2 separate regions of the Homo sapiens genome follow, and region 1 is linked to region 2. Evidence: chromatin loops called from intact Hi-C (ENCODE). Cell type or tissue: endothelial cell of umbilical vein. All regions are shown on one strand.

Region 1 (5,000 bases), 500 kb after region 2:
TTGCCGTGTGGAATTAATGCCAGTGAATAATCTCCAGTAACGTTTTACTAAACAGCTTTAGGAAACTGAATCATGATAGATCAATGTTGACAGTATTTTTACATCAGCTTGTCAGAAATTATATTAAAAACACTTTGGGGAAAGCTAAGAGCAGTGCACTGTTTAGCACAGATTTTGTGAGATTCTATACTCTTTTAATGAGCATTTCATAGGGTTTTTTTTTTGCTGTTTTTTTTTCTTTTTTTGCTTTGCTTTACTTTGCCAATCAGTTACTTTTATACCAAATTAACGAAGTTTCTTTAAAAACTTCCTGGTTAAATTGTCTGTTATCATATAGAAAAGAATCAAACTGAATCACTTTACATTTCTCTAAAGATAGTTCAGTTTTTAATCCATCCAGAGTTTGTGAATCAGCCTGATAGATCATAAGCCATTTATAATTTTTAAACGTTCCATTGAATGAGTATATCATACAAATGTTAATTCCATCTCGCTCATTCAGTTTTACATTACTTTTATGAATTTTTTTTCTCGCAAAGTAAATGCTTGATGTTATTCATTCACCATCACTCTAAGGTATTTTAAATCATACAACAAGTAACTATCACAAGAACCACTGTCCCAAGATCCAAAGTCAGATTTTTTTCCCTTTTCAAGTTGCTAGAATGATAATTCATATAGCTGTGTTGATTTTTCAGGTCAGAATTTAGTTCTTGCTTTGTTAAATGGACATACATGAAAGAGATTGGCTCCTATCTAATTCATATTCTCTCTCTCTCTCTCTCTCTTTCTCTGTGTGTGTGTGGGGGTGTGTGTGTGTGTGTGTGTGTGTGTGTGTGTCTCTTTCCTCTCTGTCTAAGGGGAATTGGAAAATTGCTGCTGAATAATTTTTCTTGAAAAAGCCAAGTGTTGATATGATGATATATTAATCTTATCTATGAACAGAGCTTCACCACAGGCCAAGCAGTAATGTATACAGCTGGCTTTTTAAGCTGTTTGAACACTATTGTTTTCGATTAAAAAGAGTTTTTGTTTGTTTTTCACTTGTATAGTAAAAGATCATATGAATTAAATACTCGGATATTAATTTTCATTCTTACTAAGTGGCCATGTAAGGCATTGATTTTTTTTAAACTTGAACAATGCAAGAATCTAGGAATCTCAGAAAGATTTTGCTGTGTTTCTATAGGTAATGAAATCCTGTCAATTAAGGAAAATGCTGTGTGTAATTTGATTTGGTGGTAGCCTTTATTTAGAGCTCTCTTTGATCTATGTAGCAAAAATACACTAAATTTCTTTTTAATCTTGTACTAAGTACATAATTTCACAAAAATACCTTGGGCATAAAATACTTACAAAACTGTGAATTAAAATACTCAAGATACTTTCAAAATTTAGTCAAAATGTTGATTCCCAGCCTTTTTCCTACACGTCTATTTCAAAAGAGTATACTTTTTTCTGACAGCCATTACTGCTTAGTCTGTAATGAAAGCTTTACTGCTTCTATGCTGTGCTCAAGAGAAAACCAACAACGGAAGCGAAGACTTACTTGCTCCTTCACAGAATTGCAGCAAAGCTCTCTGCTGGGCAATGGTGACAGGAAAGTGTGTAATTGACTTGTTGAAGATAATCATGAGACCATCTTAACATTACTTGCCTTATAAGTTAGAAATAGTATGGATATCACTCTTTGTAAATAATAATTTTTGTAAATGTTTTTTGTTCATAATTTTCCCAATCACCTATTTCACAAAATCCTGAATATGCAATTATTTATTATGACACGTTACTGCAACTAGGGCTCCCATTCCAGAACAAAGTTTAATTCTATATGTAAGTTGTTACTGAAATGTGATTTCTTTTTCTGGAAAATAAATGAAAAATATGAAAATAAATTGAATTGTGAATATCTTTTGCTGTCAGCCTCTTAAAATTTTACCCGCATTTCTGGAAAACTTCATTCCATGTTTAGGGTAGGGATGGTGGGCCAAAGGTCTGTCAAAGGTCAAGGGTTAAGAGTTAGACAAATTTCAGCTCTGTGATTTAAATATCGACTTGAGCATGTTACTCAACGATTCTACATTTCCTTATCTTAAAAAAAAATAGAGTAATGTCCCCTATGTCATAGTCACTGAACAAATTCAATGAGATAATGTTTATTCATCACCTAGCAGTTCCTATCTAGTCCATAGTAGATATTCAATCAACAATCCTTTCCTGTTCTTATCTTTCTGTGAGTAGAGATTGGGATGGGCAAAAATATCTATTTCTCTTCTTCCAACACTATCCTAACACTGTGCTCCACCGGAATCCCAATGTATTACTGTCAGCTAATGCTAATTCCAGCAGGACACTCATCAAGAGCCATGCCCTTGGCTAGATGCTTGGAGGCATCTTGTTTCTGCTTCCAATGATTGCCCACTACAGGAGGGTCCCTATAGTGTTTATTTTGTTTGCTTTTGGTTTGGGGAGGCCCAAACCAGGCTTAGGCTGGGGATAGTCGCTGAAGAAGAGGAAAAGCCCATTCATACCAGCAGGTAGGTCCTCAACCCCAAACAGCCTCATTTCAAAGCTTCTTAGACATTAACAGGCTCAGAAGAGTCTTGTTAAGGAAAGCGAAGGAACCCAGCCCGGTTTGTAACACATTGGAGTTAAGACCATGAGTTTCAGGGGCCTTGGGCATATTATTTAACATTTTAGAATCTCAATTTTCCAAATCCTTTAAAGGGAAAACATTCCTTTCTTGACAGAGTTATTGGGACGACTAAATCCCAATGTTTGTCGGTATCTGGGGTATCTGGCCAATGTAAGTGCTCATTTACCTCCACATTCCACCGCCTGTGCCTTGGAGGGGGAACGTGCGAAGCAGCGTTAGGAGCCGGGAAAAGGGCAGGGCTACTTTACTTTGTCTTTGCGCTTCGGATTTCCTGTGCTAGGAAACCGCAGCACTTCCCACTCCTGCCCCTGATGTCTGCGGGAAAAGGAACTTGATGAGGGGCCCTAGGGGTGCAAATGTCTTTAGTCCCAAATGTCTTCCTCGCTACACAATGAACCAGTTCCCCTCCAGCTCGCCGCCAACCCAGGACGCAGCCCGGCTCAGAGTGACCCCCAGTGGGCAGTGAAGATGAGATCCTCTACATCCTTAGGGCAGCTCAGAGGGCCACTCAGCGGCCAAGTCCGGCCGGGGAGGGCCGAGGGCTCTGTTTGAGGTCACCCTGGAGACCGGCCTCAGAGTCCAGGGAGAGTGCGCGGGCGGCCGCCGGCTGAATGAAGCCTGGGACGCGGGAGCCGCGCCGCGCGCAGTGTCTGCAGTGCCGGAGGTCTGGGAGGCTCCGGGCGAAGCCTCCCTGCTGCAGGTAGGGTCGCCTCTCTCTGCAGCGCGTCTGGACCCCAAAGGAAGGATAGGGGGCAAGGGATCGGCCCTTTGTTGAGAAATGGCCCTACTTGGCCCCGATCTCTCCGCCACCTTATTCCTCCTCTCCCCAACACATAAGAAAAAATGATCCCAAATTTGGGAACTGAAAGTCGGTCCCAACGGTTCGTCCCCTGCCCCATTGCATGGCTGGGGGCTGGGCTTCAAGAGTGATGGCCAACGCAGAGCCGGCCAGCAAGGTCATCCCCTGACCCGGGGCGGTCTTCCTGTGGCTGGCCGCACCCATGAGGACCTCCAGGTCCCAACTCTGGCCTTTCTTGGGGAGGGGGCGGCCTGCAGGGCAGCTTTGGAAACAGCTGAGGCCGAGATGGGTCTATGTGGCTTTGCAGCAAAACCTGAATGACCCACCTAATCAGGCTGTGTGTCTTTCCACACTCATAAACACACTCACCTTCGTACACACGAACACAGACACACTTATACACACAGGCACCTGCACACACAGAGATGCACACTCACAGGTACACACTCAAGGACGCTCACACTCACGTGCACACACACACCACGCTGCCTGCCTCACCCACACACAGCACCTCTGCTCTGACATTGATGCCACTGGGTTTTAGGGTATGTTCTTGTGTGCCCTACCTACTCAACTGCCAGCTCCTTGAAGGCATGGATTCTCTTCTATTTTTATGCTTTGGTGTCTAGCACAGTATTTCCTTATCGGGGCTCTCACATTTATAGATTATGAAATAATTTAAATGAATACTTAAATTTGTAGGTAGACAATGAGGGCATTATTAGAGTTATAGTCCAAGTTCTGGGAAGTCCATTGCTACTACCAGCTTTTTAACAAGTATTAGTAGGAAGGAGGGAGTTTTCCAATAAATTATTTATTTAAAAGTTAAGTCCTATTTGCTCTTTACAAACTATGTAAATGTTGCTCGAGAAAACAAAACAAACAACAAAAAATCTTTGGGAAAGCAAGGTTAATTTTAATTTTTATTTATTTATTTATTTTCTAGCTCCCTACCCCTAATTTTATTTTTTAAAGTCATGGTGGGTCAGGCACAGTGGTTGATGCCTGTAATTCCAGCACTTTGGGAGGCCAAGGCAGGAGGATCACTTAAGGCCAGGAGATTAAGGCCAGCCTGGGCAACACAGAAAGATCTTGTCTCTACAAAAATGTTTAAAAATTAGCTAGGCATGGTGGTGCAGGCCTGTAGTCCTAGCTACTAGGGAGGCTGAGGTGGGTGGACCGCTTGAGCCCAGGAGTTTGAAGTTACGGTGAGCTATGATCATGCCACTGCACTCCAGCCTGGGTAACAAGAGCTAGATCCTGTCTCTAAAATAATAAAATAGGCCAGGTAGAGTGGCTCATGCCTGTAATCCCAGCACTTTGGGAGGCTGAAGCAGGATTGCTTGATCCCAGGAGTTCAAGACCAGCCTGGGCAACATAGACCCTATCTCTACAAAAAATTAAAAATTAGCCCAGCTTGATGGCATACACCTGCAGTCCCAGCTACTCAGGTGGCTGAGTTGGGAGGAACGCTTGAGCCCAGGTGTTTGGGGCAGTAGTGAGCCATGATCATGCCACTGCACTCCAACCTGGGTGACAGAACAA
Region 2 (5,000 bases):
CTTCTCCAATAAATGGGAACAAGACGAACCCAAGAAGTCTAGGAGGTAAACTATATGGATATCCAGTATGTAAACAGACTCTAAGTGAGGCTGAAAAATACAAAATAATGCTATTAATTTCTGTTCTGCCTACCTTTCCAGCTGTTAGGAGGATCATATTCATTCTCTCTTTTAATAAGTATGTAAATTTAGGAACTTTGTGAACAAATAAGACAGTTTCTGTGTCTTCAAGGGTACGGAAACATTAGAAGTCAATAGGCAATTTTAGCAGTTTCAGATAAGGGCAGGCATAGAGAGCTATGCACTGGTTTGAAAGGTCTGGCCAGGCAGGAAAGCAGCCTACTCTGAGGAGGTTACAGCTCAGCTAGAGGAGTCAGGCAGGCAGAGGAAGTGCAGGAGAGGCCAGGTGCTAACTAATCCTCCAGTTAGTGTGGGAGCATTTTGGAGAACCACAGCTCAGTGTGGTTGATCCAGAGGATATGAGAGGATGAGGAAGTGGTGAAAAACAAGACTGGAAAAGTGAGCAGGAACCTCATCATGAAGGGCCTATGTTAAGGAATTGGCCTTTATGTTGCAAGTGGAGAGTTACTAAGCAGATAAACATATAATGCAACATTTTAAAAAAATAGCTCTGATTGCAGTATAGAAAATGGTTTAAAGGGTAGGGAAGCTTAAAGGCTAGTACTCAAACCTACAGAGCCAAACAGGAGGCTGCCATGATATTCATGTAAAAGAGGATGGGGATTTATATTACAGATGATCTAGTGAGCAGTTAGTACATATTTGCAAGTCAGGATCAGCAGGAGTTAGTGTTTAATTGAAGGATAAGGAAGAGGGAGGTTTCAGGCTTGGTCGAGAAGATAGGTGGTTGCACTATTTCCTGGGATCAGGAGCATTCTCTTACTACATGAAATAATGTACATGAAAGTGCTTTGTAAACTGTAAATATAACATAAATATGAGTCCTCTTGATTGCAATGGACAGACATGAATTAAGATTAAAGAAGCTCTCATCAGCTGGAAATACAGACATGCAACCCTTTAATTATGGATGCCCTTCAACTTACAATGTCCCAAAAAGCCCATCCTAAGTTGAAAATGCATTTAACACACCTAACCTACCAAACATTACAGCTTAACCTAACCTACCTTAAATGTGCTCAGAACACTTACATTAGTGTACAGTTGGGCAAATCATCCAAAGCAAAGCCTATTTTATAATAAAGTGTTCGATATCTCATGTAATTGAATACTGTACTGAAAGTGAAAAACAGGAAGGTTGTATGGGTACTCAAAGTATAGTTTCTGCTGAATGCATATGGCTTTTGCGCCATTGTGAACTCAAAAATTGTAAATTGGGCAGGGCGTGGTGGCCTGTAATCCCAGCACTTTGGGAGGCTAAGGTGGGTGGATCGCTTGAGTTTGAGACCAGCCTGGACAACGTGGCGAAGCCCTGTCTCTACAAAAAATACAAAAACTTAGCTAGGAGTAGTGGTGCGTGCTTGTGGTCCCAGCTCCTCAGGAGGCTGAGATAGCAGGATCACTTGAGCCAGAGAGGTGGAGGTTGCAATAAGCTAAGATTGTGCCACTGCACTCCAGTCTAGGTAATAGAGTGAGACTCTGTCTCCAAAAAATAAATAAATAAATAAAATAAGTAAAATAATCGTTAAGTTGAGGACCATCCATATAAAAATAAAGATACCTACTGGTATTGATAATAACTATAACTCAATAACTAATCTGCTTTTATGTGCTAAGCACTGTTATCAAGAGTTGTACATATGTAATAATTAATTTAATTTTCACAGAACCCTGTTTGACAGGTAAAAATGTTGAGACATGGAGAGGTTACCTAATGTCGCATAGCTAGTAATAATGCAGCTGAGAAACAAACCAATTCACTTTGGCTCCAAAATCTGTGCTGTTAACCACTATAGTATATATCTCTCCATATGACAGACAAAAATTAAGGAAATTACAAGTTAATTTCTGTGTGTAGTGAGAAAACAGAGAAAGGTGGAATGAATTAATAAAATTCAGAGTGTGGCAGTGAAAGGCAGTATTTCTGCTTTCTAGAAAATCATTTTATTGTTTAGAGCAGACCTACATACACTCAATTCTATGACTCAGTACTAAGACTGGAGTGCTCATTTCGTTATTCTACAAATTTGTAATGTGCTGGCTTTGTCACTAGATGTTGCTCTTGCAATGCAATGATTCTGAATATCTGGACTTGCTCCTGAGAGGCATTGCCTTCTCCAGGGGTTTGGGAAAGTAAGAAGTGTATCAGTTTTCATAATCAATCAAATGTTTTATAATTTCTATGCCATTTGATTCTTAACTAGTGATTTATCAAATTATGATTTTTAAAAATTTATAATAGTTCCATAAATAATCTGGTTGCACTCTAAGAGAAGTTTTTTGTTTTGTTTTGTTTCTTTTCTGTTACTTTCTATAAATTATCTGATAGATTCTCTAATAGCAATTTTCTAACATACAGCATTAGCTTTGGCAGCTCAAATTGTTTAAGGGAACCAATGCTGGGCATCTGTAAAATCCATTTTTTGCTTCTGAATGTTCTGTTCTCCTAAACTTCAAAAGTTCCATAATGATAAAGTCATGTTGACATTATGCCCTATTAATGTTTCTTTATCTCCCTTTAATCTTTGGATTGTACAGTTTTAATAACTCCTCCAACTCATTCAACAGTACATCAGCTCAAGGTACCACCTATGCATGAGATTTACTTATATTAATTAGCTTTTATTAGATACTAGACTCTGGAAATCCGGGAGTCATAGAAGATGCACTTAAATCTAAATCCGTTATCTTGTCCCAAATTCATCCTGTTGTCTTATGAACAATGTGAACTTCACATCAGAAATCAGAACACTTCACTTGACTAGCCTAAAAAAAAAGAAAGAAAGAAGAAAAGCAAGAAAGCAAGAAAGAAGGAAAGAAAAGAATCAGAACAAACCACAAGATCTTCACCCATCTCAAAGTTCATCTTGGGAAAAAAGGTTGGAAAGGGTCAGTTTCTGATACAGTTCACCACACTCCATTTATCACAACTGCTCCTGTCTTGATTATTTTTTCTTTTTTGTATCTCTCCAAGAACCCTGAGGCTCTTCCTTTGGCTCCCTATTTATATGTACCCCCACCTCATGGGGCCACTTCCTGCCATGGCCTTAACTATCCCTACTTTTGTAGGAAACCCCTAAATCTATAGCTCGAATTCCCATATCTCAGTCTTCCTGCTCGATGTCTCCACCCGGATACAAATCAGTACCTTTAAGTTCAACGTGTACCTTAAAAACTCAGTGACTACCTTAAACTCCCCCAACAGGAGGGGAAACTCCTCATTTCCTTATTTCTACTCACGGCTTCACTGTTTTCTCAGATATCCATTTTTTAAATTGAAAATTATATTTCTTTATGACCCCTTATCCAATTAAATGTCAAGTTCTGCAAAACCTCTGGGCTCTCTTCAAGTTGTCTCATTCTGTCCCTTTCTTGACATTACCTATTGGTTCTCATCAGAATGGGTGCAATTTCTAACTATTCTTTCCAGGTCTGTCCCCACTCCAATCTATCCCTCCACATCCAAGGCATTTTACTTTCTAAAACACTTTTCTGTTGGCCCATCTCACTTTCCATCTCACTAAAAACCTTCCCTGGCTCCTTTCTCTCTCCTCTCTCTTTTTCTTTTCTTTTCTCTTTTCTTTTCTTTTCTTTCATTCTTTTTTTCTTTTCTTTTTTTCTCTTTCTTTCTTTCTCTTTCTTTCTTTTTGAGACAAAGTGTCACTCTTATTGCCCAGGCTGGAGTGCAATAGTGCGATCATGGCTCACTGCAACCTCTGCCTCCTGGGTTCAAGCAATTCTCCTGCCTCAGCCTCCCAAGTAGCTAGGATTACAGGCATGTACCACCACACCCAGCTAATTTTGTATTTTTTTTTAGTAGAGACAGGGTTCCTCCATGTTGATCAGACTGGTCTCAAACTCCCAACCTCAGGTGATCCGCCTGCCTCGGCCTCCCAAAGTGCTGGGATTACAGGCATAAGCCACCACGCCCAGCCTGGGTGATTTCTTTCTATGGAGTTAAGTACTGACTCTATAATCTTTGTCTGGACTGTCCATAATATGAGCGTGGGAGGCCTTCTATCCTTATTCTCTACAAATGTCTATAGCTAATATGCTCTGCTCCACCCAAATAGCCATCAAACATCTTAATAAGCGTGTTCAGTATTTTCCCATTTCAGTACCTTTGTTCCTGCCATTTCTCTTCATTGGCAGCATCTACCATCCCTGACTTTTTAAATCCTTCAAAGTTCCTCTGAAACACTGCTCACTCAATCAAGACTTTCCTACTTTCTCTAACCTGTAATTGTCATGTTTCCTTTGGACTTCATGAAGTATACCCATTGTTTTTAATTCTCATTCTGTATTAAAATGTCTATTACAGTTTTTAAAATATTTTTTGTTTCCCCTACTTTGTTTCAGTTTTGGAGTTCATGGATATTTTGTATGATTTGATATGTCAACTATGCAGCAAGTCATAAAATAGGAAGCATAGGCTGGGTGTAGTGGTTTACACCTGTAACTCCAGCACTTGGGAGGCCAAAGTGGGCCGATTGCTTGAGCCCAGGGCTTGAGAGCAGCCTGGGCAACATGGCAAAACTCTGCCTCTACAGAAAAATACAAAAATAAATAAATAAAATAGCTGCGTGTGGTGTTGTGTGCCTGTAGTCCCAGCTACTCCAGAGTCTGAGGTGGGAGGATTGCTTGAGCCTGGAGGCAGAAGTTGCGGTGAGCTGAGATCACTCCACTACACTCCAGCCTGGGTGACAAAGCTAGACCCTGTCTCAAAACAAAACAAAATAATGACAACAACAGCAAAAATGAAGCATAGTGTTTAAAAGCACAGATTTTTGAAACCAAACAGTCTAAATTCTTACACTTGGAATCAGTCTCAGTTCTTCTACTTACTAGGTATGTGCTAG

Evidence for each region. Peaks named below come from ENCODE experiments on the same cell type or tissue, not always from the same donor. Only the 100,000 strongest peaks of a DNase experiment are listed, where the experiment ranks them.
Region 1: a loop joins it to region 2, with 12 times the contacts of the local background. A loop is called at or near these places in 3 of 110 quality-filtered maps.

What each region holds. Positions count from the first base shown.
Region 1 is chr1:66,749,229-66,754,228 of GRCh38, forward strand. SGIP1 (SH3GL interacting endocytic adaptor 1) reads left to right here. Exons shown (of 25, transcript NM_032291.4): 25 at 1-1,911. It overlaps DYNLT5 (dynein light chain Tctex-type family member 5), which reads left to right and starts at 3,231. Exons shown (of 5, transcript NM_152665.3): 1 at 3,231-3,356. In endothelial cell of umbilical vein, CTCF peaks have their summits at 3,106 (motif pointing left) and 3,316; a DNase peak (open chromatin) is centred at 3,093; H3K4me3 peaks cover 954 bases; H3K27ac peaks cover 1,395 bases.
Region 2 is chr1:66,251,312-66,256,311 of GRCh38, forward strand. The region is part of intron 4 of PDE4B (phosphodiesterase 4B); the gene reads left to right. Among named protein-coding and RNA genes, the nearest start is that of PDE4B-AS1, 200 kb to the left of the region's middle. In endothelial cell of umbilical vein, a CTCF peak has its summit at 2,183; a DNase peak (open chromatin) is centred at 2,210.